Regions from separate parts of the Homo sapiens genome. Here regions 2 and 3 are each linked to region 1. The links are chromatin contacts, found by Hi-C or POLR2A ChIA-PET in ENCODE. All regions are on one chromosome and are shown on one strand. The core of a region is the stretch at or near the end of the contact, and the rest is flanking DNA. Distances in the headings are between cores, read along the strand shown. Region 1 holds the start of PIK3R4 (phosphoinositide-3-kinase regulatory subunit 4). Region 2 holds the start of ARMC8 (armadillo repeat containing 8). Region 3 holds the start of OSBPL11 (oxysterol binding protein like 11).

Region 1 (4,011 bases), core at 520-3,019:
TGAGCCCACAATTTCGTTCCTCAGTATCTATCCAACAGAAATGAAAACATATGGCAACACAAAGACTTATAGACTAATGCTATGAACATAGGAACATTATTCATAATAACGTAAAAGTAAAACAACTCAAATGTCTATTAACTAACAAAAGGGTAAACAAAATTATTTGCAACAACAAATAAATGAAGTACTAATACAAGCTACAATAGGGATAATCCTCAAAAACATTACCCAAAGTGAAAGTCAGTCACAAAGACCACATATTATATATAAAATGTCCAGAAAAGGCAAGTGTATACAAACAGAAAGTAGATTAATGATTGCCTAGGGCTGGAAGGGGGAGGAGAAATGGGGGAGAACAGGGAGTGACTCCGAATGGTTTCAGGGTTTCCTTTTGGGGTAATGAAAATGTTTAAAATCAGGCAGGCTGGGCGCGGTGGCTCATACCTGTAATCCCAGCACTTTGGGAGGTCGAGGCGGCGGATCACTTGAGGTCAGGAGATCCAGACCATCCTGGCCAACATGGTGAAACCCCATCTCTACAAACAATACAAAAACTAGCGGCCGGGCGCGGTGGCTCACGCCTGTAATCCCAGCACTTTGAGAGGCCGGGTGGATCACGAGGTCAGGAGATCGAGACCACGGCGAAACCCCGTCTCTACTAAAAAAAAAATACAAAAAATTAGCCCGGCGCGGTGGCGGGCGCCTATAGTCCTAGCTACTCGGGAGGCTGAGGCAGAAGAATGGCGTGAACCCGGGAGGCGGAGCTTGCAGTGAGCCGAGATCGCGCCACTGCACTCCAGCCTGGGCGACAAGAGCGAGACTCCGTCTCAAAAAAAAAAAAAACAAAAACCTAGCTGGGCGTGGTGGCACGTGCCTGTGGTCCCAGCTACTCTGGAGGCAGAGGCATGAGAATCGCTTGAACCCGGGAGGTGGAGTTTGCAGTAAGCCGAGATGGCACCACTGCATTCCAGCCTGGGTGACAGAGCCAGACTGTCTCCAAAAGAAAAAAAAAAAGGCCGGGCGCGGCGGCTCACGCCTGTAATCCCAACACTTTGGGAGGCTGAGGCAGGCGGATCACGAGGTCAGGAGATCGAGACCAACCTGGCTAACACGGTGAAACCCCGCCTCTACTAAAAATACAAAAAAATTAGCCGGGCGTGGTGGCGGGCGCCTGTAGTCTCAGCTACTCGGGAGGCTGAGGCAGGAGAATCGCTTGAACCCGGGAGGTGGAGGTTGCAGTAAGCCGAGATCGCTCCACTGCACTCCAGCCTGGGCGACAGAACGAGACTCAGCCTCAAAAAAAAAAAAAAAAAAAAAAAAAAAAAAAAAAAAAAAAAAAAAAATTAAAATCAGATTATAGGGATGATTGCACAACTCGATAGATGTATTAAAAACTACTGCTTTGTACATTTTAAGCAGGTGAACTTTATGGTATGTAAGTTATATCTCACCAGAACTCTAAAAATCCAGCTTGGGATATATTAGTTTTCCTAAATATTCTTGAGTTCTCTTAACTCTGTTCTGCTGTCCTGGGAGTGAAGGCGTGTCTGAGCAGATTCTAGGGGATGTCAGAAACCTCAGCGTTCGTGAATGAAAGGTAGAAGAGCAGGAAGGGGAATAGATCTTTGTCAGAGCATCATTTTCTCCCTGTAGACTCGCCCAAAGTAAGACCACGCCTTCCCTAGTTTCCTAGCAACCGGTTTCCTACCCTGGCAATTCCTCAAGGCTCACTCTTTTTCGTCACTTCCGCTCGGCGACAGGAAGTGAGGTCAGACCGGTTGCTTTCCCGGGAGTTCGGCGTTTGCTGGGGCTGCAGCAGCTGAAGTGTAGTGTTTTCTTGGGACTGGCGGTCTGCACTTCTCTCCCGGGTTCCATCTCCCCCCGCCCGGTGGTGAGGCCCTCGAGGAGGGCTCGGACGGGTGTAGCGATCCGCGCTAGAGGAAGACGAGGCCCGGGAACGCATGTCCCCCAGGGCAGGTTAGGGGGCTGGAGGGGTCAAATCCCGGGGTACTTGTGGAGACTCTTTAGCGTGGCTTCTTCTCTCTGCTGAGACCCCGAGAGCTTTCCCAGTTCTCCTCCCAGGACCACCGGGGTTCCTGAAGATCGGGACTTTTCTGCGCCCCTCCACCAACAGCCCATCTCCTGTCTATGAAGAAAGACCCTTCGTAGAAACAACTTCCCCGCTGCTGACGCGTTTTCCCGTCCCGTCCCCGAAGTAGTCTACTATGACCTCGTTGTGAGCCTCTGAACGATTTTGACACTTTCCCGAGGCCTAGGGTAAATGTTTATGTGTGCTCAAGGTCGTGTGTGTATATGTGTGGCATTTATTTCCTGCAAAACCTGAGTTAGCAGAACCCTGGGGTACGTTTAGCTAGTGTATACTTTGGTCTGCTTTTCTTTAACATCTGTGGCAAGGTTTCTTGTTGCAGACCAGCGAAGTTTGCACCTTCTTTTAGCTGGGTGAGAGGGCACACTGGAATTAGGCAGGAAGTGTCCAGGAGTTAACTGAATTTTTAGATCTTAGTTTGACCTTTTCAGTTTTCAGTTTTTCTTTTTTTTTTTTTATTTTTTGAGACGGACGGAGTCTCGCTCTGTCACCCAGGCTGGAGTGCGGTGGCGGGATCTCCACTCACTGCAACCTCTGCGTCCTGGGTTCAAGCAATTCTGCGTCAGCCTCACGAGTAGCTGGGATTACAGGCACCCACTACCACGCCCGGCTAATTTTTGTATTTTTAGTAGAGACGGGATTTTAACCATGTTGGCCAGCCCCGTCTTGAGCTCCTGACCTCGTGATCCTCCCGCCTCGGCCTCCCGAAGTGCTGGGATTACAGGCGTGAGCCACCGCGCCCGGCCAGTTTTAAGCTTTTAATGTGTCTCTTTCTTATTTCCAAGAAACTACAGATTCTTGGACAAGAACTATGTCATATGGTAACTTTGTAATTCTCATAGCCCCAAGCACAGCACGGAACACATAGTAAAGGCTCATTAATATTTTAAATTTAAATATGAGAAAATAACACAAACTAACATTTTTGGCTTAAAGTTGAAGAGGCCTATCTAAATATAGTTCAGCTCCTGGAAATGGCGATGCGCAATAGCAGGGTATTTTTAGGTAAAATAACAAGGTCTTCTTGGAGAAAATAACATGGTCTTTTTAGATAAATGTGTGTGAAATTTAGAGGCTGCCCCAGAAGGCTAGGTACAGTGCTGTTAGTGGAAGAGAAGTATGCTGCATCTGTCTTTTTGGAAGAGACCAAATAATGGAATAATGGTGTTTCACAGCTTCTTTGTTTCTTGTCTTTTTTCTTCATTTGTTTTTATTTTAAACAGGTATTATATCCTAACCTTACTAAAGACCACAGAGGTGCTTGCCATTATGGGAAATCAGCTTGCTGGCATTGCTCCCTCCCAGATCCTTTCTGTAGAGAGTTATTTTTCAGATATTCATGACTTTGAATATGATAAAAGCCTGGGGAGTACTCGGTTTTTTAAAGTTGCTCGAGCCAAGCACCGAGAAGGCCTGGTCGTTGTGAAGGTTTTTGCAATTCAGGATCCCACATTGCCTTTAACCAGCTATAAACAAGAGCTGGAGGAACTGAAAATCAGGCTTAATTCTGCACAGAATTGTCTACCTTTCCAGAAAGCATCAGAAAAAGCATCTGAGAAAGCAGCTATGCTCTTTAGGCAGTATGTGCGAGACAATCTCTATGATCGCATCAGTACCCGTCCATTCTTGAATAACATTGAGAAGCGCTGGATTGCTTTCCAGATCCTGACAGCTGTGGACCAAGCACACAAATCTGGAGTTCGTCATGGGGACATCAAGACTGAGAATGTGATGGTCACCAGTTGGAATTGGGTTCTTCTAACTGATTTTGCCAGTTTTAAGCCCACTTATCTTCCAGAAGACAACCCGGCAGATTTCAATTATTTCTTTGACACATCACGGAGGAGAACTTGCTATATTGCTCCTGAACGTTTTGTTGATGGTGGGATGTTTGCCACTGA
Region 2 (4,011 bases), core at 986-3,485, 7.4 Mb before region 1:
GCTTATTAAAGGAATCAACCATTCAAGATAATTTCTGATGAATGTTTCCTGTTCTAGTTTGCATTTCAAAACATGGTGCTCTGGGTAGTACTTTGAAAGGTACAGGTTTCACTTTAAATTAGTAAAATCAGTGAATTGAAACATTTTAAATCATTTATCCAAAAGCTCCTACTTCCCCAAGGCTCTAGGAGTGAAGATCTGATAGACCAGACTTTGGGACTACGGAAATCCTTTTTTTTTAATTAAAGAAAAAAAAAAGCCCCTAATGAGACTAGGGCTAAAGGCAAATCCTAAATAGAAGTATTAATAGAAAATACTCTTCAAGAAGTTTTTGAATAAAATAAGCAGAAAATATTATTTACCAAGGAAGTGAAACAAATGAAAACTTTCAATCATATGCATTATACAAGTTGACAACATCCAAAAAGTAAACTTCAGGTGAACTGAAGGATAAATGAAATCTAAATGAATAATTAAAGGAGAACTGAGAACAGCCAAGACACATACTATTTTTTTTTAACATAATGAGGTAAAAGTCATTGGCCTGCACTCCCACAGAATATTCCTGGGTATTACAGTCAGTGATGGAGTAACAGGCTAATCTGATCTAATACTTAGGTAAACAGTATTTCCTTAGTTGCAGTTTAAAAATAAGAAAAAATGACTGCTAAAATGGATCAGGGGAAAAATCTGTTGACAGCCTCACAAAATTATTATTGTATTGACAACTTAAGCCTTTTCAAGGTTGAGGTCTGCCACACTGCTCTAACCCTGAATCATAAGCAAATGTCCTAGGTGTTTTCAGATAGGTGAGTTTGTTTGTGGGACAAGTCAGAGAAGAGAAAAGAAACCGGTTGTAGTTACAAGACTCTAGGAACCCGACAAGTCATTTATAATCCAACTACCCTCTCAGTATCAGACTGGCTTCCACAAGTCTAAAAGATGGTCAATCAGTATTTGCCTGCTTGTTTCCAACAATAGCAAATGAACCATTGGTAAACTGACCATTCTCAGAGTCGGACAGCTCGAATTTGTTGCAAAATCCTTCGAAGTTATCTCCCAGTAACTTTCATTCCTGGTCCTGGTTCAAGAGCAACATAGTGAAAGGTGAAAGTCGTCTTTTTCTTTAAAAAAACTTTTTTTAAAAAAAAAAAAAACAGGTTTTACTTCCTGGCATGTCAATACGTTCCCTTCTTTCAACAATGGGGAAATAAATCTCACCCCCTTTTCCCCCCTTCAATGTTTGACTCCCCTTAAAGAAAAACGGAATACCAGGCACAGGGAACATAGAGTTCCTCTGACTCAGAGCCGCGACCTCTGAGCAGAGCGGAGGAAAGGGGCTTAAAAAACCACACACACTAGGAAGAGTTGCAGCTGATACGAATCACCATTGCCAAAAAGCAAACTGCTTCAGCCGGTGCCCAGGTGCTGGGACGCGATAGAAGCCGCACAGACTTGGCCTGGCAGCTCTGAGGAAATGGGGGCCAAGGAGCCTGCACCTCTTCTTGCCAAAGCCCGGGAGAGCTGAGTGGGCGCTCGTTCTCAGGCCGGCTGCAAGCCCGGCGCTTCACAAGGCAGAGCGTTCGGCCCCCGGGAAGCGGCATCGCTAAAAGGAAGGCTCAGTGAAACGCTTGGCAAAGTCCAAGCCGCGCCGCCCAGCCAGTTGTCTATAAGCCCAGCCACCCCGCCTGCCAGACGCCATCCTGGGAACCCGCACCGGCGGGAGCTCCCGGAGTTGGAAACGTCTTTGGCTCGGCCGCGGTCCCCTCTGCCCGTCTATCCCGCCTCTCCACCCTCGCTCACTCCCTGGCCCGAGACTGAGCCGGGGTCCACCCCAGGGGGTGGTGCCCAGGAGGCACACCACGCTTGGGGGAATGGTGGAGACCGGGATGAGGCTTCCTGGAGGGCGGGCGGGCGGCCGCGGCGGGTCACTCACCGAAAGGACGCTCATGCGGATTGGGGTCTCCAACAAGCACGCCATCTTGAGCCTTCCCACCCGGCTGCTGCAGGCGCCGGCGCGGGGGCCGGCACTTTCGACAGCCAACTATTGGCCAACGCTAGGCACCGCTCCCTAAAGGCAGCCAGATAGACGAGAACTGGCCACGCTCTGGACACCGCTCAAGTACCGGAAAGGCCCGCAGAAAGAAGGGCAAAAGGGAATGGCGTCAGGGGCTGTCCTACGAATCGTTCTCTCAGAAACAGCAGCTACTCTGAGCCTGGGTTAGAGGTGGAAGCGGGCAGCGGTTTCCGCATGCGCAAAGAAGATCTGCCGGCCCCACCTGCCGCTCGCGGTGGGCGGGGCCCCAGAGGCGGAGTCTCGCCCTGACGCTACGAGTTTTACGGACTGATAAATTGCAGTTTATGGATTCCAGTATTCATATTTGGAAAAAGTAGTACGTGGAGCCACATACATAGTTTGAAGTTCACTTTCATATTCATTCTCTCTCTCTGCACCAAACTCCCGGCGTCGTTATCTCCATTTTATAGGTGGGGAAATTGCGATCCCAGAACCTTTGCCAACCGTAAGAGTGATTGTTTCACGATCCGATACAGATACGTGACTTGCCTTAGCGTTGTGTGCCGGCCCCGTTTATTCTGGTGTAGTGTTAAGAATAGCCAGAATGCTTGGGTTTCTTCCTAGCTACTTGATTTATCAGCTGCTTTACCCTGGGCAAGTTATCTAACCTTCTGTTTGAGTTTCCTCATCTATAAAATAAAGGTTAATGAGGATAGAGGAGTCAACAAACGTGAAGCTCTCAGAAAAAACCTAGAACATAGAAAGCGTTATACAATATGTGTTAACATTTCTCCAGCTTCTGAGTTAAGTGGGGAAAATGGGGGCAAATATCTAAATATTTCGCACTAAAACACTCTCATAACCGAAGCTAAATAAAAGTATGCTTTCAATTATACTTGATTAATTCAGCTGTCCTACTACTTTGTGTGTGTGTGTGTGTGTGTGTGCAACACTGCCCTTGACTTGGTTGGATAAGTTTCACCTTCGTACTGCTTGCAACCAGTAAGGTTTTCACAGTATGGTTGCAATTGGCCTGTTAACATTACTTGTATTCCTTCCATTTCTATAGCCACACCCTAATTCAGGCTCTTGTAACCTCTCCCCTGGACTACAGCAATAGCCTTCCAACTGGTCTTGTAGCTGGTAGCCTCTCCCGCACTCTGCTCCTCACTGTTTTCCTGTCTTCCTCCTGTACTTGGTTTCCAAATTTAGTGTAGCATTTACCACCCCTGCTTATGGGTCTGTGTTCCTTAACAAACTGTTGAATTCCTGGAAGGCAGGAATTTTATTTTAGGTAGTCCTTCTGCTATAATACTATTTCTGAAACTTGGGTAATCTGTACACCACCTACACAATCTTTGCCAATCTGCACCTAGGTATTATTATTCATTCAATATTTTTATTTAAAGCCAATTTCAACTCATTAAAAATTTTTGGCTTTATCCTAAACCATAATACTCTGTGAAATCAAGTTTGTTGTGCTCCTTATTTTTATTCTAGTACACATTAACTACAAAAAGTTTAAATGTCCATCCATGGACCACCTAAAATCACATCATGTACTGCATACTGCAATGGGGCAGAACATAACCCTAATACATAGTATATAGAGTCATTATAACTGTATTTGATCCACACTCCATCCATTAGCTCAAGCAATACATCCTCCAGGAATTGTCTCCCCCAGGCATGGGTTAGATACCCTTTCCCCCATGCCTTCATACTTCACTTTAATTGTAGGGTGGTTTTGTTGTTGTTAATTGTTTCCGTGTTTGTCTCACTATACACTTCAAGACAGGCACTGGGAGTTTTATCTTCTAGGTTGTCTATCTCAGTGCCTAGCACAGTCACTTAGTAAATGTTTGTTGTACGAATTTTTGGCTTAGTTTGAGCCTGGGACGAAGATTTGGGTGCATTTTGTTTATTTAGTAAGTGCTTTCAGGGAACAAAATTGATAGGTCAGGGAGAGTGAAAAAAGAAAGAATAAATATTCA
Region 3 (4,011 bases), core at 448-2,947, 5.2 Mb after region 1:
ACAAAACCTCTCAGACACCGAGTTGTAGAAGGAAGGGCTTTATCCAGCTGGGAGCATCAGCAAGCTACTGCCTCAAAATCTGAGCTCCCCAAGTGCACAATTTCTGTCCCTTTTAAGGGCTCACGACACTAAAGATTTCACATGAAAGGGTCATGATTGATTTGAGCAAACAAGCGGTACATGACAGGGGCTGCATGTACCGGTGGTCAGAGAGAAACAGAACAGGGCAGGGAGTTTCACAATGTTCTGCTGCACAATGTCTGGAATCCATGAATAACATCGGTTTCTAAGTTATGAGTTGATTTTTAACTACTGAGTTTAGGCCAGGCAGGCCCAGGCCTGGTTTCCGGCCTGGCGCTGGGCTGCCTGTCTTTGGTTTTACTTCCTTGCTGTTTCTTTTTTTCTTAAAACAGGTACTGAGTATAAAACAATATGAGAGGGTCTCTCTCCTTCCTCAGGCTCACTGCAACGTCCGCCTCCCAGGCTCAAGTGATTCTTCTGTCTCAGCCTCTTAAGTAGCTGGGATTACGGGCACGCACCACCATGCCCGGTTAATTTTTGTATTTTTAGTTGAGAATGGGTTTCACCATGTTGGCCAGGCTGGTCTCGAACTCCTGACCTCAAGTGATCCGCCCACCTCGGCCTCCCAAAGTGCTGGGATTACAGGCGTGAGCCACTGTGCCCAGCCTCAAGTCATGTTATTATAAACTAAAATTAGCAATTAGGAGAGACTTTAGAAATCTACCCATGCACTCTTGTTTTACAAATCCAAAACCAAGGCCTAAACAAGGTGAAAGATTTGTCTGGGGTCTGGAAGAGTACCTAGCTCTGTTCTGAGATCTCTAATTTCCATGACAGCTTCTTTTTAATTTATAATAATGATTGGCTTTACTCCAATGTCATGCTTGCCCCCCCCCCACCCCAAGTAACTAAAACGTACAGATGTTTGCTTCGTTCTTGTACTTTCTTATTTTTGTAAGCTTTCTTCCTAAAATGCCTGGAACGGCCCCTCAAATGGAAGGCTAGGACGTGGTTAGGAAGGCGGGCACTCGGCCGGGCGCGGTGGCTCACGCCTGTAATCCCAGCACTTTGGGAGGCCGAGGCGGGCGGATCACGAGGTCAGGAGATCGAGACCATCCCGGCTAAAACGGTGAAACCCCGTCTCTACTAAAAATACAAAAAACTAGCCGGGCGTAGTGGCGGGTGCCTGTAGTCCCAGCTACTTGGGAGGCTGAGGCAGGAGAATGGCGTGAATCCGGGAGGCGGAGCTTGCAGTGAGCCGAGATCGCGCCACTGCACTCCAGCCTGGGCGACAGAGCGAGACTCCGTCTCAAAAAAAAAAAAAAAAAAAAGGAAGGCGGGCACTCACACACCAGAAGGGAACTCTCTAGTGCTGCTGGCTCCTTTGTTTCTTCCTCCTTCACTGTCCGGGTTCCTCGTTCCGTTGCGGCGCCCTCCCTCGCCCTCCCTCGCCCATCAGCCAGTCGCCCAGCTACCAGCTCCCAGAGCCTCCGCCTCCTTCAGGGACCCGCCGCCCTGACCCAAGATGGCGCCAGACGCTTCGGCTGTGAGGGAAGTGAGCTCACGCTACTCCGGAAGGGAAGGCGGGAAGGGAGCAGGGGGCGGGGGGTGGCTGACCCGCTGTGGGGCTGTGGGGCTGTGGGGCTGTGGGTGGGGCGGCGGCCGCGGCCCTGGCATTCGCGCTTGGGTCTGGAGATAGCGCGAGAGACTCACCGGCTCCTGGGAACCCAGTCGAGGGCCCGGGCCAGGGGCATAAGAGGAAGTTGTCCCGAGTGGCTCGCCTCTGGCCCTGGGAGAGGCGGCCCCGGGAGCCGGCGTCCCGCCCCCGGCGGCCTCATTCCCCGACCCTCCTCCCCGGCTGCGCGCGCCGGCCCTGGCTGTATCTCGGGGGCTGCGGCGGGAACTGCCGAGCGGGCTTGACTGGACGCACTGCCTGAGGACCTGCGGAGGAGACGAGGGAGCGCGGCGGGTCAGCCCCGAGGTTAGGCCGCGGGTCCCCTGTCCGTGGCGCTCCGTCCTTTTCCCAGCCGTCTTGGCTACAGAATCTGCGACCTCCCCACACTCCTTCTCTTTTGAGTATGTCACTTAAGTCTTCTCGCCGGATGCTTTTTCCTCCTTGCTTTTGCCGGAAAGGAGAGAGATACATGTGAAGGATATCTGTCCTCGTTGCTTCCCCTGCCCTCTCAAAAGTTTAACTTCTGTGGGAATGTGTATCTTCCTTTTCTGGACCATTTGACAGTCCCGCCCCAGCCGCCGTGTGATTTAGCAACCGGTATCATATTCAGATCAAATCTTAAAAAAAAAAAGTCACCTACAGAACTACAGAATTGTTCTCTCCCGCTCAAGAAGGGCAAGTGGACTTTGGCGTTAAGATGCAGGGGGGTGAACCAGTGTCCACAATGAAAGTCTCGGAGAGCGAAGGAAAGCTGGAGGGCCAGGCCACAGCGGTGACCCCGAACAAGAACAGCAGCTGTGGAGGTGGAATCAGTAGCAGCAGCAGCAGCCGCGGTGGCAGTGCAAAAGGCTGGCAGTACAGGTATGCTCCTTTCTCCAAAATTATTTCCCGAGGTGGAGGTAGGGGTGAATATGCCCTGGAGGCTGCATCCCGCAATTGTTGAAAGATAAAAGTTTTTTCACTGGCTTCCAGAAGCTACTGATACATCTCGTTTGGATCTGGGACCTCGCCTAAAAGATTTAATCCATTCATTTGTTCATTCAACAGGTATTTATGGAAGGCCTTTTGAGGAACACAGAAATGTATCCCTGAACTTCCTCTACAGTCAGAGAGTTAATGCTTCCTCAGATTTAATTCTGTACTCACTTCTGCTTTTGCCTATGTTGCAATTTATTTACAAGCCAGCTTTCTCTGATAGACTGCGAGGGCAGGAACTGTTTAACTCAGCTTTCTCGAGAGGGTAGCAAATACTGGTGCTCAAAACTTACTTGTCCAGAGCTTCTCCAGAATCAGAAAAGATTCTTGCCCTGAAGGTATTTGTGACTTGGAAAGGGGAATGTACATAAGTAATTGGAATGCAAGGACAAAGGTAGAGATCCTAATGCCTCTGATAAACTAAACCTGAGCCTGGAGATGTTCAGTTTGCGTTGCTCAGGCCACTTCAATGCTCTCTGTGTTGATGAGAAAGTCTATATTTGTTAATTTTCACTAATATGAATGAACAACTTAAGGAACAGGAGGAGAGTCCTGGAGAGGCAACAAGTTTTGTTTTTGTTTTTTCATATATGAAGTGTAGGGAGAAAGAACTATCCAGAACCTTAAGAATGAATGAAACAAACCAGCACATCCCATCGTATTGGAACTAAAGGGATGAATTCTTAAGTTTTGATTGACTCCTATGTGCCTAACTGTAGTCCTTTTTAGCCTTTGTGCTTATTTGTGCTTGTGAAATTTTTGTGAAACTTGGAAGGGATTAAAGCCAAGATTTTGTGAGGGATATACATTTATCATGAATAATATTCATATGTATGAAATATGCATGACTATATTAACATATAGAAGTGAAGTATAGAAGATTATAATTTTTTTTTTTTTTTTGAGGCAGAGTCTGGCTCTGTCACCCAGGCTGGAGTGTGGTGGCGCGATCTCGGCTCACTACCACCTCCACCTCCTGGGTTCAAGCGATTCTCGTGTCTCAGCCTCCCGAGTAGCTGGGATTACAGGCGTGCGCCACCACACCTGGCTAATTTTTGTATTTTTAGTAGAGATGGGGTTTCACCATGTTGGCCAGGCTGGTCTCGAACTCCTGACCTCAAGTGATCAGCCCTCCTCTGCTTCCCAAAGTGCCGGGATTACAGGCTTGAGCCACCGCGCCTGGCCAGAAGATAACTTTTTATTGGTAAGTGACTGTAGGATAAGAAGATATATTCAGTTAGTTTGAGAGGTCTAGGCCCGCTTTTGGAATCAGCATGATTTTTTTGTATGTGTGTGACCTGTGGCAGGGGCCGCGGGTCCCCTGTCCGTGGCGCTTCGTC

What was found. Hi-C counts contacts between places; a loop is a spot of excess contacts on that map. ChIA-PET counts read pairs that join two places held with the same protein, here RNA polymerase II (POLR2A). Pooled maps may share reads with other maps.
Region 2: a map of B cell shows a loop between it and region 1 (23-fold over the local background). The contact joins the promoter of ARMC8 here to the promoter of PIK3R4 in region 1. A Hi-C loop is called at or near these places in 1 of 168 maps with a recorded cell type or tissue (B cell) and 3 of 50 pooled maps. POLR2A ChIA-PET finds 5 or more read pairs at or near these places in 1 of 52 experiments (activated naive CD4-positive, alpha-beta T cell).
Region 3: a loop to region 1 is called in a map of sigmoid colon, with 17 times the contacts of the local background. The contact joins the promoter of OSBPL11 here to the promoter of PIK3R4 in region 1. A Hi-C loop is called at or near these places in 2 of 168 maps with a recorded cell type or tissue (naive thymus-derived CD4-positive, alpha-beta T cell and sigmoid colon) and 11 of 50 pooled maps.

What each region holds. Positions count from the first base shown.
Region 1 is chr3:130,744,587-130,748,597 of GRCh38, reverse strand. It overlaps PIK3R4 (phosphoinositide-3-kinase regulatory subunit 4), which reads left to right and starts at 1,769. Exons shown (of 20, transcript NM_014602.3): 1 at 1,769-2,280; 2 at 3,334-4,011. The coding sequence starts at 3,380. RefSeq lists a silencer at 745-794 and an enhancer at 2,029-2,088.
Region 2 is chr3:138,185,525-138,189,535 of GRCh38, reverse strand. ARMC8 (armadillo repeat containing 8) reads right to left here and starts at 2,235. Exons shown (of 22, transcript NM_001363941.2): 1 at 1,937-2,235. The coding sequence starts at 1,981.
Region 3 is chr3:125,593,183-125,597,193 of GRCh38, reverse strand. OSBPL11 (oxysterol binding protein like 11) reads left to right here and starts at 1,697. Exons shown (of 13, transcript NM_022776.5): 1 at 1,697-2,557. The coding sequence starts at 2,394. RefSeq lists a silencer at 1,580-1,989 and enhancers at 2,090-2,149, 3,110-3,169.